Regions from separate parts of the Homo sapiens genome. Here region 1 is linked to region 2. A link is an interaction called in ENCODE POLR2A ChIA-PET data of the cell type or tissue named here. Cell type or tissue: OCI-LY7. All regions are shown on one strand. Each heading gives the region's core, and the rest is flanking DNA. Links, peaks and the distances in the headings are about the cores only. Region 1 overlaps RSBN1 (round spermatid basic protein 1). Region 2 overlaps HIPK1 (homeodomain interacting protein kinase 1).

Evidence for each region. ChIA-PET counts read pairs that join two places held together with the same protein. Peaks named below come from ENCODE experiments on the same cell type or tissue, not always from the same donor. Only the 100,000 strongest peaks of a DNase experiment are listed, where the experiment ranks them.
Region 1: POLR2A ChIA-PET joins it to region 2 with 8 read pairs; 14 of 35 experiments call an interaction of 5 or more read pairs at or near these places.

What each region holds. Positions count from the first base shown.
Region 1 is chr1:113,762,158-113,778,418 of GRCh38, reverse strand. RSBN1 (round spermatid basic protein 1) reads left to right here. Exons shown (of 7, transcript NM_018364.5): 3 at 611-748; 4 at 1,067-1,209; 5 at 10,030-10,197; 6 at 11,212-11,320; 7 at 11,966-16,261. The coding sequence ends at 12,439. Among named protein-coding and RNA genes, the nearest start is that of PHTF1, 11 kb to the right of the region's middle. In OCI-LY7, for the core only: no CTCF peak of the experiment used is centred there; no DNase peak of the experiment used is centred there.
Region 2 is chr1:113,938,781-113,955,041 of GRCh38, reverse strand. It overlaps HIPK1 (homeodomain interacting protein kinase 1), which reads right to left. Exons shown (of 16, transcript NM_198268.3): 2 at 13,583-14,660; 3 at 2,153-2,276; 4 at 272-391. The coding sequence starts at 14,658. Among named protein-coding and RNA genes, the nearest start is that of HIPK1-AS1, 17 kb to the right of the region's middle. RefSeq lists a silencer at 3,049-3,249. In OCI-LY7, for the core only: no CTCF peak of the experiment used is centred there; DNase peaks (open chromatin) are centred at 7,541 and 8,771; H3K4me3 peaks cover 2,844 bases; H3K27ac peaks cover 3,510 bases.

The DNA of each region.
Region 1 (16,261 bases), core at 11,783-15,782, 180 kb after region 2:
GGCTGAGGGAGGAGAATTGCTTGAATTGGGAGGTGGAGGTTGCAGTGAGCTGAGATCATGCCATTGCACTCCAGCCTGTGGGACAAAGAGTGAAACTCCATCTCAAAAAAAAGGAAAAAAAAAAAAAAAAGATTGGCCTGTCTTGGTAACAGTGAGCCTCGTATCCTGGTATCTGGGCTAAAGTGAAGACTTTGAAGCTAGGGAGTACAAAATGAACATGGAAGATTAATATGACTATGGTCTTTTTTTCTCCCTGCCCTGATGATTTTACTTTTATATGTTTTTTTCTTAAATAAAGATCACACTCTAAAATATTACAAAGTTAAAAAAATCATTTTTAGAGAAGTTTAAGTATTAAATAGATATTAATGTCTTCAATGTTTCTTTGAGATCTTCAGGTTAAATCACACATTGAAATTTGCTTGTGGCATATGTATTAGTGTATTTGTCAGTGTGCTTGGGTGCCTCTCTGACTTTATTCAAGGTATTGACCATTCAGTTCTTAGTTTGTAGAAGAAATGGCAACGTTGGAAACAATAACCTATTTTAATTCTTTAATTATATTATAGTTGTACCTCAGTCCATTTTTCCCTCTTTTGTTTTATCTTAGGTCAACAGGACATACTGCTGTGGCACCTACCGAGCAGGTCCTATGCGGCAGATAAGTCTCGTTGGAGCAGTAGATGAAGAAGTTGGTGATTATTTCCCAGAGTTCCTTGATATGTTAGAAGAATCACCATTTCTGAAAGTGAGTGTTAATTAAGATTATTAAAGTTTTGATCTTTACTTAAGTGGGCACTTTATATGTTGAAGAGTATTTAGCTAATATTGCCTATTGAAATTAAATTTATCCAGTGTTTTGCACAGAAATGTTTAGATAGAATAATATTAGTACAAAGTACTTAAATTCAATTATTCTTTTTAATATAAATTACTATGTAAATAGCATTTATTTCTTTATATACAGTTGTAAAAAAGCCTTCTTAGAACTTTTATTTGGGTGGGAGGATTAACTTATAAATCATTGAAACAATTTTTTAATGTGACTAATCCGTCTGATTTCTAGATGACTTTGCCCTGGGGTACACTTTCTAGCCTCCGACTCCAGTGTAGGTCCCAGAGTGATGATGGGCCTATAATGTGGGTAAGGCCAGGAGAACAGATGATCCCTACAGCAGATATGCCAAAGTCACCCTTCAAAAGACGACGGTAAATATTTCTTTTTCTCAAATAAGCAAAACTACTTTTTTTTAGTTGGTTGCTTATAAAAATGAGCACAGTTTGAAAACCATTTGTCTTGGGCTCCCTTAAGTAAATGTTTTAGTTGTCGGTTCCTCTTTTCAGTCCAATCATCACAGTTATCACAGTGAGGCATTTTTCTAAAACACAAATTTAATTTTTACTTATTTTTTAAAAACCTGTGCCCTAACTGCCTGCAGGATAAAAGATCAAACCCCTTAGTGTGGTTTACATTAATAATCAGGTCAACTGTACCTCTTCTAGATGTATCTGTGTTTAGTCTTCTCCGGCCATACCGAATTCACTTTCCAAACCATAGTCTATCATAACTCTTTGCTTTTGCACTATTTTTTTTTTTTTTTTTTTTTTGAGATAGGGTCTCACTCTGTTGCCCAGAGCTAGAGTGCAGTGGTACAATCATAGCTCACTGTATTCTTGAACTTCTGGTCTCAGGAGAGCCTCCCAAGTAACTGTGGCTATAGGTGTGTACCACCATGCCCATCTGATTAAAAAAATTGTTTTGTGTATTTTATTTTTGTAGAGATGGGGTCTCACCATATTGCCCAGGTTGGCTTTGAACTCCTGGCCTCAAATGATCCTCCTGCCTCAGCCTCCCAAAGTGCTGGGGTTACCGTCCCACAGCAAACTTAATACATTTTCAAAACTTAGCTTGAGCTGGGCACAGTGGCATATGCCTTTAGTCCTAGCTACCTGGTAGGCTGAAGTAGGAGGATCAGTTGAGCCCAGGACTCCACGACAAGATCCTGACTCAAACCCAAACCAAAACCAAACAAAACTTAACTTGGACGTCACCTCCTTTGTGAAGTTTTTCTTTCCTTCCTTAGGTAATTAATTGTTCCCTACAATGTTCTGTTCATTAAAGTTTTGTTTACATGTTTTTATTTTCTACTAACATTTGAGGTGTGCTTTGGGAAGACAGGGACTATTTTATTCATCTTTGTCCTCATGACATATACTAGGTAACCAGTATTTGCTACATGAAACCAATAATGTTCTATAGGACCGAGCCTCAGTAATTCATATTGTGCTAACATGTTTTGTGTTTCAGACTTTGAAGACAAATGTAGATTAACTCACTCTCTAGTACTTTGAAAAATCTAATTTAATGAGACTGAAAATGATCTATACCTGCTTAGACTACGAAAATAGCAATTCAAAATAAGTGCCCAGAAGTGAGTTTTAATGGACTAATCTAAACCTTAACTTAAGGCTCATAGGAGAATGATACTTGAGCTAAGTATGGAATAATCTTAGGTACTTGAAATGTATGAAAATACTTTGAAAACATTATGTACGATGCAGGGTGGTGGCATGGTAAAAACCCAGGAGTCATTTGAAAGTTCTGCACATTGCTAGATTATAGCAGTTTTTGTTGCAGGATGATGACGAATCTTGAAATCTTATTAAATTGTTAAATACTATATACATTTTTTGTTCTGTAATCTTTCCTCAAAAAATGACCATCATTTGTTTCCTGATTTTTATAAACTTAAGAAAAAAGTAATAGGAAAGAGTAAAAAGAGGGCAGGTGCAGTGGCTCACACCTGTAATCCCAGAACTTTGGGAGGCTGAGGCAGGCAGATTGCTTGAGTCCAGGAGTTCAAGACCAGCCTGGGCAACATGACAAAACCCTGTCTCTAGTAAAAATACAAAAATTAGTGTGGTGGCACGCTCCTGTAATCCTAGTTACTGAGGTGGTTGAGGCATGAGAATCGCTTGAACTCAGGAGGCCGAGGTCGCAGTGAGCTGAGATGGTGCTTCTGCACTCCAGCCTGGACGACAGAGTAAGACTCATCTCAAAAAGAAAAAAAAAAAGAAGAGTAGAAAGAAGGCAGGCTGGGCATGGTGGCTCACACCTGTAATCCCAGCACTTTGGGAGGCCAAGGCAGGCGGATCACCTGAGGTCAGGAGTTCGAGACCATCCTGGTCAACATGGTGAAACCCCATCTCTACTAAAAATACAAAAATTAGCTGGGCATGGTGGCAGCCGCCTGTTATCCCAGCTACTCGGGAGGCTGAGGCAGGAGAATTGCTTGAACCTGGGAGGCGAAGGTTGCAGTGAGCCGAGATTGTGCCACTCCACTCAAGCCTGGGGGACAAGAGCAAGACTTCATCTCCAAAAAAAAAAAAAAGGTAGCCACCATTTAGGCATATTAACCTTTCAAATTATATATAGCCATAAATAATCTTTTTACAAAATCCATTCTTTGTGTGATGTTTACTTTAAAACTTGGGAATTTTTACTGTATGGTTGTATCAAGATTTATTTAACCAATTCTTGGTTTTTGTTTTTGTTTTTTCTTTGAGACAGGGTCTTACTCTGTCACCTAGGCTGGAGTGCAGTGGCATGATCAGGGCTCACTGTAGCCCATCTCCCAGGCTCAAGTGATCCTCCCACCTCAGCCCCACCAAGTATCTGGGACTACAGGTGCCTGCCACCATGCCTGGCTAGTTGTTTTTTGTTGTTGTTGTTGTTGTTTTTGAGACAGAGTCTTGCTCTGTCACCCAGGCTGGAGTGCGGTGGTGCGATCTCGGCTCACTGCAAGCCCCTCCTCCCGGGTTCACACCATTCTCCTGCTTCAGCCTCCCAAGTAGCTGGGACTACAGCCTCCCGCTATGATGCCCGGCTAATTTTTTTTTTTATTTTTAGTAGAGATGGGGTTTCAACGTGTTAGCCAGGATGGTCTCGATCTCCTGACCTCGTGATCCACCCGCCTCGGCCTCCCAAAGTGCTGGGATTACAGGCGTGAGCCACCGTGCCTGGCCTGTTGTTTTTTTTAATTTTAATTAAAAAAGAGTTGGCCCTCACCAACTCTTTATTAGTGTAATTTTTTCCCAGGTTTTCAATGTAAACAGTATTTTGAAAACATGATACTGGTGTGCTGGAGCCAGTTTGTACCTGTTCACAAAGGCCATCATTAGCATCACTTTCCAGTTCCACATTGCGTGATGTCACGTTAGTAACTGGAAATCATTCGTGTTAGGTGTATTTATACCATAGAAATCAGCAAATCAGCTAAAATCAGCCACCTCCCCTGACCCTCAAGTCAGATGTAAAGTATATAGAGCATACCACTGATTGTATATGGATGGAAGTTTGGTAGATATGTATGTTTGTGCATATGCGTGTTTGTTTTCTTTTTTTTTAATATTTTTTGAGATGGAGTCTCACTGTGTTGCCAGGCTGGGGTGCAGTGGCGCGATCTCGGCTCACTGCAACCTCCGCCTCCCGGATTCAAATGATTCTCCTGCCTCAGCCTCCCGAGTAGCTGGGACTACAGGCATGCACCACCATGCCCAGCTAACTTTTGTATTTTTAGTAGAGACGGGGTTTCACCATGTTGGCTAGGATGGTCTCGATCTCTTGACCTTGTGATCCTTCTGCCTCAGCCTCCCCAAGTGCTGGGATTACAGGCGTGAGCCACTGCACGTGGCCATGCGTGTTTATATTCTTAGTAAAAATTCCTAAAGTCTCAAAGTATACACATTTCTAATGGGCTTCCAGAAATATACCAATTTATATACCCACTCATATAATACAGTTCCCTTTTTCTCATACTCTCCACTAACATTTTAAACTATATTGATCTGATTGGATAAAAATGTCCCATTTTATTTTATTTTAAAAAATTGTTTTAGACAGAGTCTTGCTCTGTCACCCAGGCTGGAGTGCAGTGGTGCGATCTTGGCTCACTGCAACCTCTGCCTCCCGGGTTCAAGTGATCTCATGCCTCAGCCTCCCAGGTAGCTGGGATTACTGGCGTGCACCACCACCACTGGCTAATATTTGTATTTTTAGTAAAGAGGGGTTTCGCCATATTGGCCAGGCTCGTCCCAAACACCTGGCCTCAAGGGATCTAGCCACTTCGGCCTGCCAAAGTGCTGGGATTTCAGGCGTGAGCCACCACGCCCAACCCAAAAATGTCTCATTTTAATTTGCTGTTTTTTGAGGGGTTTCTTATTTTGTCTTTGGTGATTTCCTTTTAATTTCCTTTATACATGTTTCTATTTTGGTGTTTTTCTTTTGTAAAAATCCCATATATATTATGACTATTAAGCTTTTTTTCCCTTCTGTTCCAAGTTTTTATCTTTTTTTGGCTTTCAGCTTCGGTGTTTTTTTCTTTACTTACAGAAGTTTTTGTTTATATGATCTATCCTTTGAGGTTTCTCCTTTAGCAATAGGCTTAGAAGAGCCTTCTTTTATTCAGTGTTATAAAATACTCACCTACATTTTCTCTTAGTACTTCTGTGCTTTCAGTATTTACATATTTAATCCACCTGGAATTGGCTTCAGTATAGAGGAAGAGATTTACATGTTTTTCCAGGTAGTTAGGCAGCTGTACCAACATCATTTATTTAATAATGCATCTGAGGTGCCATCAAATTTTATTTCTGTTGGTATTAAATATTCTTAAGTGAGGCATTCAGAAGCATTTTGAATTAGAATTGAATGAATCAAAATGTAAATACTAATGTCCATCTTTTTGTGTTAGTGAAAACTTGTGGAAAATGGTGGAATAAAAATGTGAGAAGCTGTTCAGTTACCAAGGACACTGCTACTGAAGCTCATCTTTGGATTTATGAACTCTAGAGTTAAAGAAATATGTGTACAGAGTTTTTTAAAAATAAAATAATACAGCAAGACTTACAATGGAAAATCCTGCCCACTTTTCCTTCCCAGAGGCAAATATATTTTTACGAGAGGCAAAACCCATTTGTTTATAATACTTTTTTAAAAAGGCTTTGGCAGGGTTTTTTTTTAATTAAAAATTTTTTTAATCTTGTGTATATAATAGTTGCATATATGTATGATATACATGTCATGTTTTTATACAGGTTTTGATTTTTTGGTATGATAGCAGGTATTCCGTCCTCTTACATGTTCTCTGAATAGTTAGATGACCCCTACTTTATCCTCTTCCTCCTCATTTCTTCTTTCAGTCAGCTGTCCCTACACATTGCTGGGGTTAATTCATATTCTGTTTTTAAAATTATCATTAGGTCTTACATGCCTTGTCAATAAGTGGATTCTAAAATATTATGGCTAGCTATGTTTACTGCAGACCCAGCTATTAAGTTATTAATTCATATTCTAAGGTTTCAATGTTATATCATCACTCAAAGGAAGAATATGCAAAAGCATCTTTCTTTTCTATATTTCACCTACGTACTTAAAACCATGTCACATTTTTTGAAAGTTTTATATTTGGTACCATAACTTCTTTTAAAAAAAAGTCTTGTTTTTCCTGCAGTTTCTGATTGCCCTGTTTTTTGAGGTAGGAACATAAAAAAGTGTTCTGTTTTTCCTGCAGTTTCTGATTACCCTCCTTTTTTTTTTTTTTTTTTTTGAGGTAGGAACATAAACTTTTCTTGACCATCCTAAATATCTTCTGTTCTCTTTATTGCTTCCCATCTTTTTATTTATTGCTTCCATTCTCCTTACTGCTTATAGGGTTAGAGTTAAGGTACATTACTTTCTTCCAGAACCACGCTGACTTTCTCATCTGTTTGACTATGGCTTTCTTTTATAACCTTTTTTTTTTTTTTTGAGAGGACATTGGTGTTGGTAGTTACCTAGCATTCTGTTCTTTTATCATATCCTCATGCCTTTTAGAATTTTTTTCATACTGTCTGCTGTAACATATCAGTTTTTTTATGTGGATATCTTTTGGAACTCTGTGTTCTGCCTATAGAAGGCTTATTTCAGTTATCCACCTAGGACTTCCTATTTAATGCTTTTCTGCATTAACCTATGGTTGTTGTTTTCCTAGATTTATTTCCTTCTCTTGCTTAAACACATTCTCAAGGAATAGTCTTAAGAAAAAGGAGGTATTCTGAGTTATTATATGTCTGAAAATTTCTTTTTCTGTTAATAAACATGATTTATAATTTAGCTGAAGTCCAGAAGTTGTGTTGTCTCTTAGTGTTTTTAGCAGTGCTCTGTTGTCTTCTGGCATCTAATATTATTTATGAGAAGTCCTAATGCTAGTGTAATTTTTATTCTTTTGTAGGTATCCTATTTTTTTCTTGTCTGCAAGCTTATAGCATCCTCTATCATCAGCAGTCTGAAATTTCACAATATGTCTTGAGTCTTTCATTCTTATTTTTTAATTATACTTTTTGTTGTTTAGTAGTCACCTTAAATTGAAAGATTCATGTCTCCTTTCCTTTCTGATAATTTTTCTTACTTAATTGGTTTGGTAATTTCTTCTTCATTTTCTCTTATTTCTTTCTGAAACTACTATTGGTTGAATAATAGAGCTCCTGGTTTGATGGTCCTCATATTTCCTATTATCTTTTTGCTTTTGATTCGGAGACATTTACTGGACTTTTGTCTTCTAACCTTTCTTTGGTGTTTTAAAATTTTAGCATTGTTCATTTTGGTTTTTCTCTGTCAGGCTGCTATCTTCAGAAGCTGGTGATTCTCGGTTGACCCATTCATATGTTAAAATAAAGCATTGGGTCTATTGTGAGTTCTATTTATATTTTGGTGAGTCTTGTCAACAGGTAGACAATTGTCAGTTGTCAACTTAGAGTGAACAGGCATAGAAATGGACACTAAATGATGTGCCCAAATTTCAGAGGATTATGTTCTATTTTTGTGGCAATTTCCATGTGTTTAGAGAATGTGCAGTTTTTCTGGCTGAAAGTTTATCAGGATGTTTTTGGCTATAAGCAACAAAAATTTTGGTTCAAACTTGTTTATAAAATAAAATGTCTGTCTTGTATATCGAGAAGTCCAGAGAGGTTGGTTCTAGGCACCATATGGTCAGTGTGTCAGTGCTGTTATCAAGGGACCAGATTCTTTCCTTTTCTCTGTTCTAACATTCTCTTGGCTTAGGCTATTTACTTACACTAGCTCCCTTTATAGTTGCTAGATGGCTGAGGCAGTTCTAGACATCACATCTTGATTTGGCTATATCTAATAGAAGAAGATAGTATCTTTTCTTGTACTTCTTTCTTAGGAGCTAGGAAACTTCCCAGAAGTCTCTTCAGCATATTTCCTTTCATACTATTAGACAGAATCAGTTCATGTCTATTCCTAAATCAGTCACTGTCAGGGGAAATGAGCTTACCATAATTTACCAGTACTCATCAGAAATTAACTCTGGAGCTTGTGAATGAGGTCACATACAGGGCAGAATGAGATGCCTAATAAAAATTAGGGTTCTGTCAGGGAATTAAAGGGGAGGAATGGATGCTGGGTGGGTAGCCATAGTCTACTCCATGTGGGGCTAAATGTCTGTCTACATTTCTACCTGCAGGGATGACTTGTTTATTTGCAGAATTTCACTTTAATTCCCCTTTTCTCAGCCTCACTTCATTTCTGTTCATCATTATTATGCCTGGCTTCTTTTTGGACTCAGGCTTTTCCAAGGTCTGTTGGGCAGGTCTGCTGCCTTTTTGGCTGCTGATCCCTTCTTGTGTATTCTATGCCTGTGGCTTTCTCTGCACAGTTTTATTAGTCTCAGGTACTAGGATCATTTTCCATCTTGCAAAAGTTTGTTGATATTGCTCATTCATTAATTCATTTCCTTTGTTGCTTCTTATTCACTATCATCTTTAGATTATTATATTTAGAAATTCTTGAGCACATAAAAAAGCAGAAAACAATATAATAAACTGCTGTGTGTTTAATATACAATCAACAGCTGTCAACTCATGGCTAATTCTGTTTCATCTGTACTCTAATCCATTCTCCCATCTAATCCCCACTTCCCCTATTATTGGTTTGAAGACTTTTACTTTCATTTTAATGTAGAAGGAGATAACATGGATGCCTGGTTTGCAATCTTGAATCAGAACTCTAGTTTAACTATAATAGGGTCATTGCCTGATGCACATGGCAAGTCAGTACACCAAAACAGCAGACTGCAACAGAGAAAGTTTAATTGTAGGGCCACTAAAGGAGGAGATGGGAGGAAATCTCAAATCTGTCTCCCTGAGGAGTTTGGGGGTGAGGGTTTTTAAAGGTTTTGGAATGGGCTGATGTGTGGAGATGTTTATTGGTCCGAGAGTACAAAGTGAAGTCATGGACAAAGGGATGAATAAACTATTATCATGCTGATTAGGTTTTTCTGTGGGGGTCTTTAAATTGGTTGGCAGCAGCTGTTTTGCCAGAATTCAGGATCTGCTTAAGCCATTCTTAACATCAGAGATTCTATCTTAAACAAAAGCCTTATGATGCTAACACTAGAATTCTTTTTTAAAAAAAGTATATATATATATATTTTTTTTTTCACAAAAAGGTTTTCCCACTTCCAAGAAATTCTATCTGTAGGAACAACAGGGATGCAAATGGTCAGTATCTAGTGTTACCTGACTTTTAGTTATAAGAAAGTGGGTCTAAGTGCAGCCTGATTAATGCTTAATTATAGCTATATTTCCATCCAGAGTTTTGTTAACTGTGTGAGGGCAGCCTCACTAGTAGCATATTTTGAGAGTTGGAAATAAGATGAATGAGGGTAAAGAAGCCTTAAACTTTGACTTTTATTTTCTGTTGCTAGAACAGAAGCACTACATTTGAGCCTAATCTAAGATATATTTTCAGCTTTATTATGGCACACAGGGAGAGGAAGGTAATTACATTAAGCATTATAATATAGTGTGTTAAATGCTAATGATCATAATCATTGAACCCTTCTCAGTCCTCATCTTATTTAAATCTGGTATTTTAGCAGACTTTTTTGCCTTACTGCTATTAATTAATTTTTTTTTGGTCTCTTTCTTCCTTGCTTACCCTTTGTTTAACAACCAAATCAACTCTAGATCAATGAATGAAATAAAAAATCTCCAGTACCTACCTCGGACCAGTGAACCCCGCGAAGTTCTCTTTGAAGATAGGACTAGAGCTCATGCTGATCATGTCGGTCAGGGGTTTGACTGGCAGAGTACGGCTGCTGTTGGAGTTTTGAAAGCTGTACAATTTGGTGAATGGTGAGTTAATTGAACTCAACTGCAAGGTTGGTTAATATTGTATAAGACAATGTGGACTCTATTTAAAAGGTTTAGGACCAGTTTTTTAAATTGTGGTAAAATACACATAAAGTTTGCCATCTTAACCATTTTTAAATGTACATTTGGTAGAGTTAAGCATCTTTACATTGTTACGAAACAGAGCTCCAGAACCTTTTCATCTTGCGAGGCTGTAACTCTATACTCACTGAACAACAATTCCTCTTTTACTCTCACCCCCAGGCTCTGGTAACCATCATTCTACTTTGTTTCTATGAATTTGACTACTTTACATATTTCATATAGATGGAATCATATAGTGTTTATCTTTTTGTGACTGGCTTATTTCTCTTAGCATTGTCCTCAGGATTCATCCGTGTTGTAGCAAGGGTCAGAATCTCCTTCCCTTTTTAGGCTGAATAATAATTCATTGTATGTATATACCACATGTTGTTAATCAGTTTATCCATCAGTGGACACTTGGGTTGCTTCTACCTTTTGGCTTTTGTGAATAATGCTGGTGTGAACATGGGTGTATAAATATCTCTTCATGTCCCTGCATTCAATTATTTTGGCTATACACCCAGGAGTGAAGTTGCTGGATTATATGGTAGTTCTATTTGTAATGTTTTGAGAAACTACCAGACTGTTGTCCACAGTGGCTAAACCATTTTATATTCTGTTGGGGCCCAGTTTTAACAAAGCTCAGGACATGGAGATACAAAGTGGCGAGAGGACTGCAAATGCAACTAGTTTAGAATAAAACTATTCTTTTTAGCCATTTTTGTTTTAATTTTACAACAGCAAATCTGATTTTTATGGCTTTTTAAGCTTTAGTTTTTTTCAAATTAAAAAAAAATTGTATACCTAGTCCTTAGAAACTATGCATCTATTTCTCTGCTGGTAGAAGCATTTCCAAGAACAAAAGAACTGAAATTTGTCATCATTTTTCATTGTGAGATGTTTGTCTCTGAAACTTAATTTTGTTAATCTTAGGAGTGACCAACCTCGCATAACCAAAGATGTGATTTGTTTTCATGCTGAGGATTTTACTGATGTTGTACAAAGACTTCAGTTAGATCTTCATGAACCTCCAGTTTCCCAGGTAATAACTTATGTTTTATCACCATTTGCGATATTAGAAGTAAATATCTATACCCATTTTATTTTGAATTTTATCTTACAGTCTGATATGTGGGATAGTGAGTTTAATTTTATTACTGTTAAAGACTGGGGTGGGGGTGGTGCTGAAAATCATTTAAACAGAGCTTCCCTAGCAGAATGCTTGAAATCCTTTCAATCTTTGGGATACCAGGTGGGCCTGGGATGGTTAGAGGTCCCAGGCGGCTCAGTTATGGCCATGAGCTGTCTCACTTGTTAACCCCATTGCACTGTGTCCCCTCAACTGCAAAAGGCTGAAAGACACACTAAAAGAAAAGAAAACATGTTGCCTTTATGTGTGGTAAAGAATATTGATACTTAGCTGTACTTTGAAATACTTAAATGATTCTCTAAGCCATTCTGATTTTAACCTGTACTTTGTTACTAAAGAGGTAGTAAAATAGGAGGAAAATAATTTCCCAGGCATTACAAGAATTTTTAGAGAGTTACCTATCATTTAGTGTTGCTTAATTTTAATTTGATTATTGTTATGACACATTTTGTTTCTACTGTTTTCCTTTGCTAATTATTTCACTTGACTAAATTATTACATATTTTAAAGTCTCACGTAACTTTTTTCTTTCTTCAGTGCGTACAGTGGGTAGATGAAGCTAAACTAAACCAAATGAGGCGGGAAGGCATTCGTTATGCTAGAATTCAGCTTTGCGACAATGATATCTACTTCATCCCTAGAAATGTCATTCATCAGTTCAAAACAGTTTCGGCGGTGTGCAGCTTAGCCTGGCATATAAGGCTTAAACAGTACCACCCTGTTGTGGAAGCCACTCAAAACACAGAAAGCAATTCTAACATGGACTGTGGTTTAACTGGAAAGCGAGAATTAGAAGTTGACTCCCAATGTGTGAGGATAAAAACTGAATCTGAAGAAGCATGCACAGAGATTCAGCTGTTAACAACTGCTTCATCATCTTTCCCACCTGCATCAGAACTTAATCTACAGCAAGATCAGAAGACTCAGCCTATTCCAGTTTTAAAAGTGGAAAGTAGACTGGACTCTGACCAGCAACACAATCTGCAAGAACATTCAACCACTTCTGTGTGATATGTACATATTCAAACACATTTTTTAACTTTTTTAAATTTTGATGTGAAGTTATAGTTTTATAACTGGCTTAAGTTAAGTTTTATTGGAGAAATCTTGCCTATAATTCTATAAAGAGAAATGACATTCCACAAATGTCAAGCATATCTTTTTTACACAGATTATGCAAAGTTAAGAGTTGTATCTTATCCCGTTAGTACAGTATGTAATAGTGGGTCTGCTGCTACTTTCTGTTTTAAGGTGTGAGGTAACAATTCAATCTCTTCTTCAAATCAAAATGAGAATTCTCTGGAATAACAGATTCTTGTTTGGTAAATTATTCACTTCCCTTAATTTTATCTTGCCTTGTCTCTTGCCATATTTGCTGTTTTTATGGATAAATAAGATTTATGGTTTAGTACTTGTGTCTTTATGGCACAGGTTCAATTTCTACAGTGAAAATGGCATAGGTTGCAGGAAAGAATTTCTGCATCTGGTACATGGGCAAGTAAGTTATTTAGTTCTAACCACAAATAACAAGTAGTTTCCAAGGAAATTTCAGTGGCTCTCTGGTTTCTTAACAAAAGAGAAAGCACAGCACTTTCTGATCCAAACTGTCTTTTTTTTGTATCTGTTATTTAAAGCCCAGTGGATATTTCAATTAAAAAAAAAATCTAAAGATGAATAGTCCTTGGTCATTCATTATCCATGGCTCATTAATCTCTTCTAGAATATATGCTAACTGTTGAAGATATTTTGGGTAAAAGAGATAATGTTGACATGATACTCTATTGTTCTGCTTCCTGGCATCCTCACATTTTGTGGGGATAATTTTGCTTCCTAAACTGATCACAACTATTAAACTTAGAGAATAATAATAGTCTTTCTGATGAGGCTGCCATATTTTGAGCATCAATCTTATGATAAACTATTCTTGTCACTTGGCATCAACCTCTTCATGATAAATATCTACTACTGAGACACTTCAATTCACAGTTTTAACTGGTGAATACCTGGGTTTATTTACTATTACTCTGTGTTGCTATTTTCTAAGAAAGAATACAGCACTAGACTTCATCCTAGAGTTTCAGGTAGGCTAATGCTTAGTGCCTGAGTATTTAAATTTTCTTTTCAAACAGGCACAGTTCACATTGCTAGTATGGTCCTAACTTTCTGTTATTTTAGAATGTTAACATGATTCACATTATACTTTCTCTTAGTTAATAATACAGTAGGCCTTTTGTTTATTAATGGAAGAGTACTCCCCACACCTAAGACCAGATTCTTATATCTCCCTGGTTACAGTGCAATTTGGAGATTTTTTTTTTTTCCTGGATGGTAAGATTTGAAATATTTACATTAACATAGGCAAAAAAAAAAAAAAATACAAGATGCTGCTTTATTATGTCTGTCACCATGAAAACTTAGCTGCATCTTTTGAAATATCAAATATGAATTTTCTCTAAAATATTCTGAAATAGGTTAAATCTTATATAAATATTACTTTGTGCAATATTGTTGTGTAGTTAAATGCATATTAGCAAAGTATAGAGGTCACTGTGTAAACCGATAGAAAAGTAACCATCAGCAAATACTGCAGTGATTAGTTAGAATCTGTATTATTCCTTATATATATGTATATGTATGTATTCTCTGTTACAAAGGATGAAGACAAATAGGGATACATTTCAATGTAAACCATTTATGAATTGGAAGTGATGTTGGCTTTAGTTATCTTTGTAAATAAGGTAATTAGAATGGTATGAAAGGTAATGTGATTATTGCAGGGGTGTTTTTAAATCTTGGGTATAAATTCTAGGGTAAATTCCAGTTTATCCAGACTAGTTTTTAACGGGACCTGCCTTTGAGGGTGTTTTTTGTTATTTTGTTGGGGAGGGGTTTAATCACAAAGTGTGTGGGTTTGGGTTATTTCTTGTTTTTATTTTTCTGTCCAGAAGAGCTTTACCAGGCTGTGCAAAGTAAAATTCTTCTCAGGCAACATTTGCTTTTAAAAATAATCATGAAGAGAAGGCTGTTAAAGCAAAAATTTTTTTTTTTTAATTTTTTCTTGTCTTCCAAGATCCGATTTCCCCATCTCCCACTTGCCATCCAGCAGATGCCATCTGTCATCCAAGCTGGTCATTGCTAATAAACAAGGAGACTGTCTCCTGACAGCCAGCACTGTGTATTATCACTCAGGAACCAGCGGATCTGCAAAGACCTACAATCAAAAGCAAATCCCCATTTTCCTTTTATAAAACATTCTACCCTCACCTCCAATATAAACACATTAAAAGAGTACAATAAAAATGTTTAAAATCATGTACTAATAAATTCATTGTATGTTAGAATTGCAATAGAATGAAGAGAAACATTTAGCTAGTAACGTGATCTGAAAACTGAATGTCCTATGTGAGTATTAGATTTTAATAGCATGCTTTAAAGACTGATGAGTATAAAAGCAGAAGTTTTGCGTTTTTTACTGCTTTCAAAGCTGTATCCTAGTTTAGTGATACAAATGATTGCAATTTTTCTAAATCATTAAATTATTTGGTTTGGTGGAGTGAGGCATGGAGCAATCTGGCGTCTTCTGATTTGTTAAAGTAGTGATGGCAGTGAAGTTGTAACTGAAATTTAAGCTGATCTTCCTTTTTGGTATATTATCCGTTGTGCCAGCTCTTGAGATTACTTGCACAATGTGGCTATAAGTTTTAATATTTTGTGGAGCAGAGGGATGGTTTTTAAATGTGCTTATGGAAAGGACCCAATAAATGAATATTCCTAACTTAGTAAAGTAGAATAATTTCATGGTATTCATTAAAAAGCATAAAAGTCTTCCTCTTGCCCCAGAAGTAATTCTCTATACCAAGATATGCTAGGAGTAGGATGATGATTCAAAGTGGTAACCCAAATTCATAAAGCAATAATAATAAAAACCTATATAGTATGTTCTCTCCTCCAAAGTTTTAACTCTAAAAATTGGTTCCTAGGTTTAATTGTACCTTTAATTTGCTTATTCAGTACTTAGAATTTGTTTAACTGGTACTTTTATTATTTTTTAGTGAAAGACTTTTGAAAAGTGCCCTTTCCCCTTAAGAGACAGTTGGAATACCAGTTGACTAATATTACAAGCTCTTGTAGGGGGAAAAAGGAGCTTATTAAAGTTGTTTACTAAACTTTAGGAAAAGATGTCTTGCATCAGTCTTACTAGGCATAAAAGTCACACTTAATGACTGGAAAAAACTTGCTTATTGCCTTTCCCTATATAAATATTAATTGTCTAGAATGAAAGCTAATATAGGAACAAGACTCCCAAATCCATGAAAACGCTTAGTGAATATATTCTTAATCATTAATAAATTAGCCCATTATATTTTCATCTGTATTTGCCATAAAAAATTTATTTGCATTTATGCCTTTAGGATAATTTTGTATCTTTCTAATCTGTTTTATCATTGCTACAGGTTTTTAAAAAAGAACCTTTCACTAGCTAGCACATGCCAGAGGTTCACATCTGTTTTGTTTTTCAAACAGGTCGTAGCTGTATTTATTGGCCATGCAAGTAGAGGAAATGCACAGTACAAATGTTTTTCTTTAGCACGTAAGGGACCTATCCTTGTCTTGAAAGTTTGTTGCTTTAAAAGCAAGTATCTCTCCATAAATATTATGGCCTTCCATTTTCTTCATACATTTTTTAGGATCCACTTGTGCATGTAGTTGAGACCACTGTCTCTTAAAATATAGCACTTTTCAATTCTCTCTAAAGAAATACTTATGTACTACTATCACATGTTGTAAATTTTCATGTAATAGTGTTTTCTGTGAGTAAACTCCATTTTGATT
Region 2 (16,261 bases), core at 6,774-10,773:
TATCGCTTAATGGTGAGCACTACCCTCCAAACTTTCTATCAGCTGTGGATTGAACATATACAAAATAACCTCAGCCAACTGAACTAGCAATTAATGTTTTGTTTTTCAACTGAGGATAAGGCCAAACAGGTACAAAGAAATAATTTTTCAAAATGCTTCCCCCTCTCCTTTCCCTTCTCTACCTGAAGAATTTAATAACTAAACTTTGAATTCAAAATTGGGGAGTGAGGGGTGGAGTACAGGAGTCGGAAGCATAGTAGGGAAGACAGACCTTAAGCCTCCACAGTGGGTACCCCAAATTAGGATCTCTGTTGAAAAACCTGGTTGTTTTTGTTCCGGCACTGAGAAGATATTCAGCTGGCAAGCCTTGTGTTTGTGAAATATAACGAATCTGAAACATCAAAACCATCAAACAACTATTTGGAGTGAAAAGGGAAATTATTAAAGGCTTTTACACTAAAACATCATTAACTTTAGGCAAAGGAAGAAATCAAATCTTTAATCAATACAACTGAAATTTATCTGTAAATACCTATATATACTAATCCATCCACAGCTACTGTATCTATTATTTACAAGGAAATCCAGTTTTGAAAATTTTGGCTATAATCTTTTTTGCTTTTCCTGTTGACTTCTAATACTTCAAATCTGTGGAATCTACTACAACTCAGATAACTTCCTTTCTAAATCCTGTAGCTGGAAACCAAAATACCATGCAGACATTGTAAATGACAAGGTAGAAGTGTATTTACGGACAAGTAAAGATATTTGACAATATAGGCCAGGCATGGTGGCTCACACCTGTAATCCCAGTACTTTGGGAGGCCAAGGTAGGAGGATAGCTTGAGCCTGGGAGTTTGAGACCACCCTAGGCTGATATAGCAAGATCCCCGACTCTACAAAAAATAAAAGAATTAGCTAGGCAAGGTGGCATGCACCTATAGTCCCATCTACCTGGGAGGCTGAGGTGGGAGGATCACTTAAGCCCAGGAGCTAGAGGTTACAGTAAGCTGTGACAGGCCTACATGCCAGCCTGGGTGACTGAGCAAGACTCTGTCTCTAAAAAAATAAAAACTTAAAAACCACAACAAAAAAACTGGTGTACTTACTGTGTACCAGACACAGTGTTAGGAGCTGAGGATACACTGGTGATGTGAAACAATCTCTACCCTCAAGGAGCTTACATCATAAAGGGCAGGAACATTTTTAAAAAATAAGAAGAAGGCCAGGCACGGTGACTCACACCTGTAATCCCAACACTTTGGGAGGCTGAGGCAGGTGGATCACCTGAAGTCAGGAGTTCGAAACCAGCCTGGCCAACATGGTGAAACCCCGTCTCTACTAAAAAATACAAAAATTAGTTGGTCATGGTGGCAGGCACCTGTAATCCCAGCTACTCAGGAGGCTGAGGCAGGAGAATCGCTTGAACCAGGGAGGCAGAGGTTGCAGTGAGCCGAGATCGCGCCACTGCACTCCAGCCTGGGTGACAGAGCAAGACTCCATCTCAAACAAATAAAAAGAAAAAAGAAAAAATAACAAGAAATGAGAATTCACAATTTACTTCCATAGTAAAACATTTTCCCTTAACGGACCAATTCCTTAGGAAATTATACCATATCTCCTAAAGTTTGTCTATTTTTAGATACAGATCATATATTACTACAACTCAGATGATTTCCTTTCTAAATCCTATCTTAGCGACCCAGTATGTCACAGCTTCTGGGACCTGAAGTGTTTCAGTCTGAAGAAAGTACTTCAGTGTGTCATGCGTAAAAGTAAATTATAATAGCTCCGAGTAAGTAGAAGTTCTCTTTTAAAATTCCAGTTCCTCATCTTTACTCTACTTTCCTAACTCACAAAGCACATAAGTTAATGAAAGTTAAGTCTCTAATAAATCATTACAGATCTAGCAAAGTATCAACCTTAATATAAAATAAAATTCTTTTTTTTATTATAGAATTGCAAACATACTTTAGCCTAAGAAGCAGGAAGAGAAAATTATACTATTCTTTAAAAAGTTCTTTAGTAGCAATTGGACTACTCTTTCCCTATTATCTAAATACTTCAGTAGTACTTAGTACTTCTCTTTCTCCAGAATCTAATTCACAAGTAACTATTTGCATTCTATTTCCATTCAAATAAACACTTTTACCTGATCATATTCTGAAGCACCAGGATAAAGAGGCCATCCCAGGAACAGCTCAGCTATCACACAGCCCAGTGACCACATATCAATAGCTTCACAAAATGGTAACCCAAGAATAATTTCAGGAGCTCTAGCAAAAACAAAAAATATCAGATTAAAAAAAAAAAAACATTATTTGGGAAAATTAACTACATGACTAAGTCCTGTTTTAGTATTAGCTAAAGGAACATTTATTCAATGAAATGGAAAAAAAATCTTTGGTATACAATCCATCATCTGAAGCTCAGGGCCAGATGTGTTTTGGAATTCAGAATATTTTGAATTTCAGAAAGGTAATGCAGAACACAAAGTACACATTATATAATAATCCCAGTGGAGTTCAGGGCAGTGCACTATAATCAAACACATTAATATTTCTGCAACAAAACATGGAACAGTCATACTAAGTTGGCTAAATAAAGACTTCAAATAGCTTAACAATGGTTCAAGTCAGGTCTTGCCAATTAAATGAATTTATACCAAACTTAAAGAAAAATTTTCATTTATGAGAGCTTTCTGAATTTTGCAATCACAGATAAGGGATAATAGATTTTTTTTATTATTATTCCTAGCACCATTTCAATCATAAAAAAAAAAAATCAATTAAAAGGCCTGGTCAACTGGGCACAGTGGCTCATGCCTGTAATCCCAGCACTTTGGGAAGCCGAAGCGGGTGGATCACCTGAGGTCAGAAGTTCAAGACCAGCTTGGCCAATATGGTGAAACCCCAAATCTACTAAAAATACAAAAATGAGTCAGGTGTGGTGGTGGGCGCCTGTAATCCCAGCTACTCAGGAGGTTGAGACAAAAGAATCGCTTGAACCCAGGAGGTAGAGGTTGCAGTAAGCCAAGATCACACCACTACACTCCAGCCTAGGAGACCCAAGACAGTCCAAAAAAAAAAAAAAAAAGCCCTGGTCAATAAATAACCCTTCATGACAGAAATGCCTTCTGGAAAAAAAAAAAAGAAAAAGAAATGCCTTCTGAAGAGACATGGTGTTGACAGCACACTCTCTAGAGCCAGCCTGTCAGGGTCTGAATCCTAGTTCCATCATTTAATAGCTGCAGGTATATTACTTGATCTCTCTGTGCCTCAGGTTCCTCATCTATAAAATGGAGACAGTAAGAGTTCCCACCACATAGAGTTGTTGTGAAGCTTAAATAAATATATGAAAGCTTTTAGACCAGTGCATGGCACATGGTAAATACTAGTAGGTGTTAGATATAATAACAGTATTATGTTACCATTATTTTAAAACTTTGAACTCTTAGTGTGCTTTTTAGAAATATTCATTAACAGTCCAAGTGAGAAATAAAATGCTAGGGAACTTTAAAGAGATGACTAAGGTAATCCATAACTCAGACGTTTATATATACGAACACATCTAAAATAGAATTATTATCCCCATTACAGAAGAAGAAACTGAGAAAAAGAAAGATTAAGTTATTGGCCTAGAGTCACAGTCAAATAAGTGGCAGAGCTAGGATTTGAATCCCTGCAATCTGGCTCCAGAATTGAGTATATTATATATTACACTGTTTCTCAATAAGTAAAAGTACATACTCATCTATGTAAATTTATATTTGACATGGTGGAATACAAGGGCAATTGTCAAACTATGACTAATTAGGCAATAAGTGGGTTCAAAAAGAAAATAATAGGTAACACTAATAGCAATAATAATAAATGACACATAAATATTGCCTACTATGTGCCATGCACTGTTCTAAGTTCTTTATAAATGTTGAGTCACTTAATCCTTACAACAATCCTATCAAAGTATTATTATGATGTCATCAATTCTAAGATACACATCTTTTTACATGTTAGCACCTCTGAAATTAAGAAGATTCTTACAAATGATGGTATATTTTAGTTTAATGGCAGCGCTTTTCCTTTTTTAAGTGGTACAAAAATAATGTATCTTATAATCAATGGCATGTTAGATTCTATGCAATAAAAGTATTACCTCCATTTTACAGATGAAGAAACTGGCACTAAGAGGTTAAAGTAACTTGCCCAAGGCTACATAACTACTAAAAGATGGTGCCCTTGGCCAGCGCAGTGGCTCACACCTGTAATCCCAGCACTTTGGGAAGCCAAGGTGAGTGGATTGCTTGAGGTCACGAGTTCGAGAACAGCCTGGTCAACACGGTGAAACTCCATCTCTACTAAAAATACAAAAATTAGCTGGGCATGGTGGCGGGCAGCTGTAATCCCAACTACTCAGAGGCTGAGGCAAGAGAATTACTTAAACTTGGGAGGCATAAGTTGCAATGAGTTGAGATCTGCCACTGCACTCCAGCCTGGGCGACAGAGCGAGACTCCATCTCAACAAAAGAAAAAGGATGGTACCCAAGCTATTTGGATCCAAGATTTCAGCTCTTAGGCACTGGATCATCTTCTCCAAATAATTTCCTTTCTTTCTTACAAGTCATGGAATTATAATCTATAAGGACACTCCAGATCCAGATCCAGATCCAGATTCAGATTCCTCATGTTACAGGAGTTAAATGGAAAACAGATCTTTCCGTGAAGAACCATCTAACTGGCCGTGTCTCCTCACAGAATACCCAGGTTTCTCAAACTACTTTCAAGTGATATGTGCTTATTGTTGTTTTGTGTATATGTGCAGGGGGTTGAGGGAAGGCAAGGATTAAGCAAGGAGAATATAATTTCCCTAAATAAGAATATCCCTCCCCATCTAAGCAAACTAGGCATAGAAGAAAAAAAAAATCCTCCCCTAGTATTTATACATAAATAGTGGCCCTTAGAAAACAGTAAATCTGGGGACTCCACAGGGCCTGAAAGCTTTTCTGATCCTTAAATACAAATAGCAGTCGACCCAGGCCTCTTCGGGCTTACACTTTTTAACAGCTATGGGTGGAACCACCAATATCATCAGTTTTTGTAGTATTTAATTTGAACTGTGGTTTTGTTTACCAAAGAAATAACTGGCCGGGTGCGGTGGCTCATGCCTGTAATACAAGCACTTTGGGAGGCCGAGGAGGCTGGATCACCTGAAGTCAGGAGTTTGAGACCAGCCTGGCCAACATGGTGAAACCCCATCTCTACTAAAAATATAAAAAATCAGCCAGGTGTGGTGGCGGGCACCTGTAATCCCAGCTACTCAGGAGGCTGAGGCAGGAGAATTGCTTGAACCCAGGAGACGGAGGTTGCAGTGAGCTGACACAGTGCCACTGCACTCCAGCCTGGGTGACAGAGTAAGACTCTGTCTCAAAAAAAAAAAAAAAAGAAAAGAAAAGAAGTAACCCTCAAAAGTGATATTCCTGTTGCAGGTGGCTAGAGGCACATATTACTGATGGAATTTCAGAGTTCAGTGAAATCTCAACCATAATGGCATGTTTTCAACACTGCACAAGTTTGACAGGCGCATTAATAAGCTAGTAAGACTACCCAGAAACAACATAAAAGCTTTTCTAAAATTGAAAAGGAACAAAATTTTCTACTCCTAGTGAGCAGAATCATTAATTTCCAAGTTCATGACAATGCCAAAAATAGCTGGCAGGGGGAGCACAACTGGCAATGAGCCAAAATAAAAACTGGGTTTAGAACATTCCAAAGCATCAATTGGAGGGCAGCATATTGATTTTGCTATTCCTACCATACTAGAAAGACATTTTAAAGTCCAAAAGGTAGGTCACAGAGAATGGCCAGGCCACTCTATAACTTTCTTCTTTAAAAGGTAGCGATAACAGGCCAGGCGCGGTGGCTCACGCCTATAATCCTAGCACTGTGGGTGGCCAAGGCACGTGGATGGCCTGAGGTCAGGAGTTCAAGTCCAGCCTGGCCAACATGATGAAACCCAGTCTCTACTAAAAATACAAAAATTAGCTGGGCATGGTGGCAGGCGCCTGTAATCCCAACTACTCCAGAGGCTGAGGCAGGAGAATCGCTTGAACCCGGGGGGCAGAGGTTGCAGTGAGCCAAGATTACGTCAATTCACTCCAGACTGGGCGTAAGAGCGAAACTCCGTCTCAGAAAAAAATAAAAAAGGTAGCAATAATATATGATAACTGTCTCGAGCTTAAAGTTTTCTGGGAAATTAAGGAAAATATCACTTCCACAGCCCCCAAGTCCCATTTAATTAAAAAAAAAAACTGAAGATTAGCTGAAAGTTTTTTCATTTGGTCTCACCCTGCTTTTGGAGTGACAAAAGCAGCTAAGGACTTCCAGCAAAAGCTCAGTCAAAACAGCAACTCTACCGTATCTACCTTATAAAAAGGCAAATAGCAAAAGGAAAAACAAAAAAAGGAAAGCAGTTTAAAAAAAAAAAAAATACGGCCAGAAACGGCGGTTCACACCTATAATCCCAGCACTTTGGGAAGCCAAGGCAGGAGGATCACTTGAGCAGGAGTTTGAGACCAGCCTAGGCAACACAGCAAGACCCAATCTCTACCAAAAAAATTTAAAAAATTAGCCAGGTATGGTGGTGCATGCCTGCAGTTCTAGCTACTCAGGAAGCTGAGGTGGAAGGATCACTTGAGCCCAGGAGGTCAAGGCTGCAGTGAGCCATGATTGCGCCACTGCACTCCAGCCTGAGACCCTGTCTCAAAAACAAACAAAAAAGCAGTAAGGCTGCTTAGTTCACTGAGGGTTTTGTATTATTTGGGCCTATAAATGTTAGACTTACCCAAACTCTACGAAGCAAAAAGACAAGTTATTTTCTACTTTACTGAACAGTAAGGCATCACTAGAGCAGGTTTATCTCTAAGGACTGAATACTTTAAACTGTGAATCCAGATTATAATTATTAGAATTATTTTCATTACATCTTTCCTCTTGGCCTCCTTATTTCTTAATCCCTCAATATAAACTCTACAGACACGTAAAACTCTGGTTCTACCTCATTTGTGTAATAAGGAAACAGAGTTAGATAATTACTCTTCTAGGTCCCTTTCCAGCTGTAACATTCCAACAACTGGGCAGTAAAAAAGGTTATCTACAGAAGCACAGGAAAGTGAAAGAAACTGTTAAAAACTGGCAGTGTTCACTTCAGTAGGAAAATGGCATTAATTGTGCTTTGAACATGGCAAGTCTCCTCTTTGAAGACACATCCCATCCTTAAAAAACAAATACTAAACAGGCTCTGGTTATTACAGCTAAGTGATAGAAACAACAATCCCTGCCTTTTGATTCCCCAACTTCAAACTTCTTTAAGTTGAAAAATTCTTCCAACCAACATTGTTGAGGTTAATTTCACTGGCACCCAGAGCAAGCTAAGGTTAGGATCACTTAACACAAATCACTCTGATTATTTTCATGAACATTTTCGTTTCTTTCTTCCTATCTCAGAGACATCAAACCTACTTACTTACCAATTAGAGAGGTTACATAAAACCTAACTTCCTGCATCAGTGGCTTAGGTGAAACTATATTTTGACTGCCAGAGGAAATTAGATTATTTGTTTGTCTAGGATAAATGGAAGATACGTTTTCCTTCTCTAGACCTTTTCCTTCCGTAAGTAACAAAGTGATTCAGCTTGAAATAAAGGCTGGCTAGTTTGTTCAGTAGGGAAAAACATTCAGCCTGTAAGCATGGCAAACCTTTGTCTCTAAAACTCAAGCCCGAAAGACAGGAGCTTTGCTTGGAGTCTGTGCACATTTACAGTGAGCCAGAGAGTAAAGTATATTATTTCCACTGCCTGAATCATTTAGCCATGCCCAGGGCCAATGGACACAGCAAGTTGGCAAATTTATGTGAGCTGATAATACTGGCATATTATCAGAAAGACAAAGCAAGGTAAACTAAAAAGGTGGGTAAGAGAAGGACTAGCTTTGGAGTCAAAATGCTTCACCAGCCAAACAGATTTCACAGAGGTTTTTTGAAAGACAGAAGGGTGAGGACTTAATGGACTCTAATATGGCAACAAAGCAACATCAAAGAAGCTTAAGAGGACCACTGCGGGTAAAACTAGTGATAAAGAAGGAATGCCTGAGCTGCTGTTCCATCTGCCTTAGGCTCATTATCAAGTATTACTGTGACACAACAGAACACTCATGTTAAATCCTAAACACTGTCAAGCCCTGGGCACTGAACTTCAGTATACAGAGTAATTACTCAGTAATACACAGAATGAACTCCTGTTTTTAAGAGGCAAACTTAGCTCCACTTAAAATTATAGTCAACAACTATATTGCAGTGAATTTAAAGAAAGCTTTGTCGAAGGGTAACTTTGAAGATTTGAAAACCTTAGTTTCTATAAAAAACAAAACCAAAATGAATCAATTGACAGCTTAAATTAAAAGGATAAAAAATACAAAGATCAGCAACCTAACACTGAAAATTATTCAAATGAATTACACATTACAGAAAGCTAAGCAGCCAAATAATTCATTTTATTTTGTATTAACATGCCCCAATTATAACAAAGCCAAATAATTTTTATCTCCTATTGCTCTCCCTTTTTCAATTTAAAAACTACTCTGTTATCACAAGAGAATGCACTTTGTCTTTGACAGGGCAAACAAATAGTTAAAGAACACCTGCAGGCACAGAGTCAAGACAGAAAGGAAGAGCTGATCAGCCCTCTTCCTTCAGCTGTGGTCTGCCTAGTCCCTCCTGAGGACTCAAAATGGGATGCTGCGCTGAATTCTTCAGTGCACCTGTAGAGTATGTTATATATATGTTATGTTGGTGTGGCTGGTGGTGAGACTGCTCAAAGGAGAGCATTAAAAAGCAAATGTAGTTGGAACCTAAATCTCCCAAGGCATAAATAAATAAATGGAGATGACATTCTTAAAGTTAGCCAAGGTTGCCTAGGGCAGCATAAAACCAGAAAACAAAGGCTCTAAGAGTTTATTTACCTTACCTCAAGTAAAAAATACCAGTTTTATAAAACTGTGAAAAGATATAAAGAAATAAGGATGGACTGACTTACTATTAAGCTGTCAATACTACCCAAAGTCATCTACAGATTCATCGCTATCCTTAATAAAAAGCAATTATGGTTTTTGTATAAAATAGAAAAACCCATCCTAAAATTTATATGGACCCTCAAAGACCCCAAATAGCCAAAACAATCTTGAAAAAGAACAAAGTTGGAGGTCTCACACTTCCTGATTTCAAACTTACTACAAAGCTACAATAATCAAAACAATGTGGTACTGGCATAAAGACATATATAGATTAATGGAATAGAGAGCCCAACATTGAAAATGGGAAAGCAATAGAAGATAAGAATTATTTGTATATATGTTCAAATGATTCCAACAAGGGTGCCCAAACCACCCAATGCAGAAAGGACAATCTTCTTAGCAAATGGTGTTTGAAGAACTGAATAGTCACATGCCAAAGAATTACACTGGATTTGTACCTTGGACCATAGACAAAAATCAACAAAGAATCAAAGACCAAAATATAAGAGCTAAAACTATAAAACTCTTAGCAGAAAACATAGGGGAAAATCTGTATGATTTCGACTTAACAGTGACTTCTTGGATATGTCACCAAAAGCACAAGCAACCAAAGAAAAAGTAGACAAACTGCACTTCACCAAAGTTAAAAACTTTTCTGTGTCAAACACTATCAACAGGTAAAAAGGCAACCCAAGGAATAGATGAAAATTAAGTATATAGAGTATACAACTCAACAACAAAAAGCCCAATTCAAGAAATGAGGAAAGGACTTAAATAGACATTTCTCCAAAGAAGATATACAGATGTCGGGCACATAAAAAAATGCCAGGCTGGGCATGGTGGCTCATGTCTGTAATCCCAGCACTTTGGGTTGCCGAGGCGGGCATATCACTTGAGCCTATGAGTTTGAGACCAGCCTGGGCAACACAGTGAAACCCCGTCTCTACTAAAAATACAAAACACTAGTCAGGTGTGGGGGTGCATGCCCGTAGTCTCAGGTACCCGAAAGGCTAAGGTGGGAGGACTGCTTGAGCCTGAGAGGTCATGGCTGCAGTAAGCCATGATTGCACAACTGCACCCCAGCCTGGGTGACAAAGTGGGACTCTGTCTCAAAACAAAACAAAATAAAACAAATGCTCAACATCATTAATCATTAGGGAAATACAAATCAAAACCACAATGAGATACCACTTCACACCCATAAGAATGGCTATTATTGACCGGGCCCGGTGGCTCATGCCTGTAATCCCAGCACTTCATCACGAGGTCAAGAGATCGAGACCATCCCGGCCAACATGGTGAAACCCTGTCTCTACTAAAAATACAAAAATTAGCTGGGCATGGTGGCACCTGTATTCCCAGCTACTCAGGAGGCCAAGCTAGGAGAACTGCTTGAACCTGTGAGGTGGAGGTTGCAGTGAACCGAGATTGTGCCACTGCACTCCAGCCTGGCAACAGAGCAAGACTCCATCTCAAAAAAAAAACAAAAAAAAAACAAAAAAAAACTATTATTGGCCAGGCATAGTGGCTCATGCCTGTAATCCCAGCACTTTGGGAGGCCAAGGTGGGCAGATCACCTGAGGTCAGGAGTTCGAGACCAGCCTGGCCAACATGGTAAAACCCCATCTCTACTAAAAATACAAAAATTAGCTGGGTGTGGTGGCAGGCACCTGTAATCCCAGCTACTCGGGAGGCTGAGGCAGGAGAATCCTGGGAGGCAGAGGCTGCAGTGAGCCGAGATCGCACCACTGCACTCCAGCCTAGGCAACAAGAGTGAAACTCCATCTCAAAAAAAAAAAAAAAAAAAAAAAAAAAAACCCATGGCTATTATTTAAAAAACAAAACAAGGCCAGGAGTGGTAGTTCACACCTGTAATCCCAGAACTTTGGGAGACTGAGGCAGGAGGATGGCTTGAGGCCAGTAGTTTGAGACCAGATTGGGCAACAAAATGAGACCCTCAAAACACTGTCGCCACAAAAAATAAAATAATAGTAATTAGCCAGGTATGGTGGAGTGTGACTGCAGTCCTAGCTACTTGGGAGGCTGAAGTGGGAGGACTGCTCAAGTCCAGGAGTTGGAGGCTACAGTGAACTATGATCGTGCCACTGTACTCCAGCATGAGCAATAGAGGCAGCCCCTGTCTCTGTAAAAATAAACAAACAATATTTTTAAATAAAAAAAATAACAAATGTTAGAGAAAATGTGGAGAAATTTGGAATGCACATCCACTGCTGGTAGGAATGTAAAATAGTGCAGCCTCTGTGGAAAATAATTTGGTAATTCTGCAAAAAGTTAAACATAGAATTATCATGTGACCCAGCAATTCCACTCCTAGCTATATCCCCAAAAGAACTGAAAATAGGGACTAGGATACTTGTACACCAATGTTCATAGCAGCATTATTCACAACAGCCTAAAGGTAGCAACAACCCAAATATCTACCAACAGATGAATGCATAAACAAAATGTGGTATATACAAACAATGGAATATTATACAGCCATAAAAGGAATGAAGTTCTGATACATGTTACAGCATGGATTAGCCTCAAAAGCATTACACTAAGTGAAATAAACTAGACACAAAAAGACAAATATTGTATGATTCCACTTACATGCAGTATCTAGAATAGGCAAATTCATAGAGACAGAAAGTCAAATCAAGATTACCAGTGGTAGGAAGAAGAGAGAATAGGGAGTTATTGCTTAATGGTTAGAATTTCTGTTTTGGGTGATGAAAACATTTGGAAATAGTGGTGATGGTTACACAACATTGTGAATATACTTAACAGACAGCAGTGATGGTTACACAACACTATGAATGTACTTAACACAATGAGTGGTACCAAATGGTTAAAATTGTAAATTTCCTATTATAAACATCTTACCACAATGTTTTTAAAAAAGGAAACATGCAGATGACATTTTTTCTGAGTCCTTGTATGGGTTAAAATATCCTCACATTATTTTCACACATAATATAAAATTCTTAATTCAGAATTTCTATTTCCTCAAATTTTATTACAGGCATCTGGCATGTATAGCTCCTTATAAACATATTTTATAGGTTATCTATGTTTTTATTATTTCACTTCTTGATTGGATGCTTACATGATTTGTATTTAATGTATGGCCATTAAAACTAAATATTAGATTCCTTAAAATTAATAACTAGGCAAGTAAGTAAATGGGTGCTGATAAAAAGCACATTTTAAAAGCCTTGGTTATGGTACAGACAAAATTGTATATATCAGCATTTACATACTGTCCCAATAATTATTATATATTAAAATGGTAGCTACATTAAAAGTATCAATCTAGAAATATATATCATTAAAGTATAAGGTACTTGGGTCAAGGCCATTCTAGGATAACCCATTAAGTTCAAAGTATTTAGAGAAAGTTAAAACAGGAAGAGATTGTAGCAACCATGTAATTCAATTCATGCTACTACAGAAGAAAATGTAAAAGAATAAAATGTTACTAGAGTTAAACCTAGAGTTATTCCCACGTTATTTTACCTGCCAAGATAAGAGGTTCGAAAAAACAGCAACATATGCTCAGATTCATTACAAATAAGTAAATATCTTTGTGTATTTCAAGACTCTTCAAAATGGGAAAATGGCTGGGCATGGTGGCTCACGCCTCTAATCACTTTGGGAGGCTGAGGCGGGTGGATCACCTGAGGTCAGGAGTTCAAAACCAGCCCGGTCAACATGGTGAAACCCCATCTCTATTAAAAACAAAAAAATTAGCCGGGCGTGGTAGCAGGTGCCTGTAGTCCCAGCTACTCAGGACAGGAGTAGCAGGAGAAATCACTTGACCCCAGGAGGTGGAGGCTGCCGTGAGTCAATGTCACACCACTGCACTCTAGCCTGGGTGGCAAGTGAAACTCCATCTTAAAAAAATAAATAAATAGGCTGGGCACGGTGGCTCACGCCTGTAATCCCAGCGCTTTGGGAGGCCGAGACGGGTGGATCACGAGGTCAGGATATCGAGACCATCCTGGCTAACACGGTGAAACCCCGTCTCTACTAAAAATACAAAAAAAATTAGCCGGGCGTGATGGCGGGTGCCTGTGGTCCCAGCTACTCAGGAGGCTGAGGCAGGAGAATGGCGTGAACCCAGGAGGTGGGGCTTGCAGTGAGCTGATATCACGCCACTGCACTCCAGCCTGGGCGACAGAGCGAGATTCTGTCTCTAAATAAATAAATAAATAAATAAAATAAATAAAATGGGAAAATGAGGTAAAATAATACTAAAGAACCAGGTGCTAGTATAATTCAACTAGTAACAACTTTCAGAATCAGACTGAGTTAATTTTTCCAGTGCTAGATAAAATTTCAGAAATAAATGTCATATATAGGAATGCCACACACATAGAATGAGCTAAAACATATCCTATTTCTATCTCAGAATCTATAAACAAATTCATTGCTATATGTAGCCTACGGGGTATATGTTAAATATAAGGACAGAACTCTAGCCTAAGATACGATTTTCAGCATTTGCCACTTGCCTGTAGTAACGTGACTGTAAGTAGGTTGAGCACACAGCTTTGGAAACGTGACTAGCAGAACCAAAGTCAATGACCTTCACTCGGTAGGGCTGGCGAACTGGATCAACCAGCATGATGTTTTCAGGCTTAAGGTCAGCGTGGATCAGACCAAGACTCTTGAGCTTCATCAAGGCTGTGGCCACCTGCTGCAAGATTGGTCTGATGTACTTGAGTGGCAGTGGGCTAAATTTGTTTTGCTTTAGAAAATCATATAAGTTCTGCTCCAACATTTCAAAAACAAGGCAGGTGTGATTCTTATGCTGAAAGCACTCGTATGAACGGACAAAATTATACTCATCAGCATTTTCACTGCTTAGGCGGGAAAGGATGCTCACTTCAATCTGTCCTTGTCTGGCATAGGAGGGGTGGTTCTTCAAGATTTTAATAGCCACAATTTCCTTGGTGCTCCTCTTCCAGCACTTAGCCACCTGTCCAAATGTCCCCCGGCCTAGGAACTCCAAGACTTCATAGCTATTGGTCATAGAGCAAAGGATCTCATGCTGGACCAGCTGGTAATCCCCTTCTCCGCTGGAACTGCTACTCTTTGTGGTCACAGTGGTGGTTGTGGCAGCAGCACCCACCACAGTCCTGTTTTGCAGCATGAGAGGGGGATGTTCTTCTATGATCTGCACACTACCGTTGCTGTCAACTTCCTCACTTTTTCGTTTCAATCCACATTTTTGATATGGCTCAAGCAAAGAAACGTTGCTTCTGTGAGTCAGGGTCTGGCTGCTTTGGAAGGTTGATGTAGCAGCACTGCCCGAGCTATCAGCGGCTGTTACAACAATATGCTCCACTGCAGGAGCTGGGAGGAGGAGGCCCTGGTCGTAAGCAGGGATGTTGAAATTTGCTACCTGGTGAGAGGAGTTGGCTTGCCCTTGTGTGGCTGGGAGGGTTTTGCTGTGGGTATAATATTTGTCGTTGCTACTCTGTCCTGAAACATCCCAGCCAGAGGGCTCTATTTTCAGTTTCTTCGCACTGCAGAAGGCACTCGACGACACTGATGGGGGCGAAAACACTTGCAGCTGTGATGCCATACCTATATTGAGAGAAAGGAAGAATTAGACCACAAGGATAAAAGATACAAGGCTTAGATTTAAAACACACAAACACACACACACACTTTTACTTGATAAAAGAAACATGATGTAATAATGTTCTCCTCTTCTCAAAAACTAATTCAATCTTGACCTATATTCATAGAAACAGTGTACAGAACGTGCTGGACAAAGTGAAGATTATCCACTCTGCTCAGGTCATACATAAAATGCATTCAATTGTCTACCACATTTTAAGATAAAAAAGTAACCAGTATGGGCCAGGCACAGTGGCTCAAGCCTTTAATTCCAGCACTTTGGGAGGCCAAGGCAGGAAGATCTCCTGAGCTGAGGAGTTCGAGACCAGCCTAGGCAATGTAGTGAGACCCTGTCTCTAAAAATACTAAAATTGAAAAAAAAAAAAAAAAAAGTAACCAGGATGATGAGAAAGCTAGAGTATATTCTGAAGAACCGAGGAAAGTTAGCAGAAAAATATGAGGAAAGGATGTAAGAACAGTCCAGCTTTCTGTCCCTGAATATCCCACAGACACTTCCAGCTCAATAAGCCCACAGATTAAACTGAAAGCTATTTTTTCAGAATAAAGTCCAAACATCTGACATAGCACACAAGCCATTTCATATTTATCTTCTCCATTTTCAACCATCCGATCTCATATGCCTTGGGGCTCTATAGTAATCCCTCTTTCCTTGCTCTACCCTTTGCCCCTTTTTAATAATTACTCCTCAAAATTAGTCATCTTCAAAAGACTAAAATCTCTATCTCTAACCCAGGATTCTCTCGCTTTGAACTCCAAACCCTATATCCAAATGACTACTTAACCCTGCAACTTGGACATTTCACAAACACCTCATATTCAATACATTCAGAATTAAACTTACGAGCCTCCACCCCACCTTCAGTTTTCTATCTTAATTATGAGATGCCATCACACATCCAACGCCTCAAGCCAGAAATCAGGGAGCTCCAGCCTGGGCAACATGGTGAAACCGTCTCTAAAACAAACAAACAACAACAACAACAAAAAAAAAAAAAAACAGAAAAAAAAGTTAGCCAGGCATGGTGGCACATGCCTGTAGTCCTAGCTACTCAGAAGGCAGAAGTGATCACCTGAGCCCAGAGGTAGAGGCTGCAGTGAGCTGTGATCGTGCCACTGCACTCCAGCCAGGGTGAAAGAATGACACCCTGTCTCAAAAAAAAGAAAAAAAATTAGGGATGTCTGTTTCCTCAGCTACATAATGGTGATAGCAATACCTACCTCATGGGGTTGTTCTGAGAATTAAATAATTTAATACATGTAAAATGATAGTGTCTACCACATATTTAATACTATTATCCTGGCTCATTCCTCTCCCTTATTCCTCCACATCTAATCTCTATCTTATCCATTCCATCTCCTAAGTGTGTGTGTGTGTGTGTGTGTGTGTGTGTGTGTATTTTTTTTTTTTTTTTTTTGAGACAGAGTCTCACTCTGTAGCCCAAGCTGGAGTGCAATGGTGCAATCTTGGCTCGCTGCAACCTTCACCTCTGGGGCTCAAGCAATTCTCCTGCCTCAGCCTCCCAAGTAGCTGAGAGTAGAGGCGT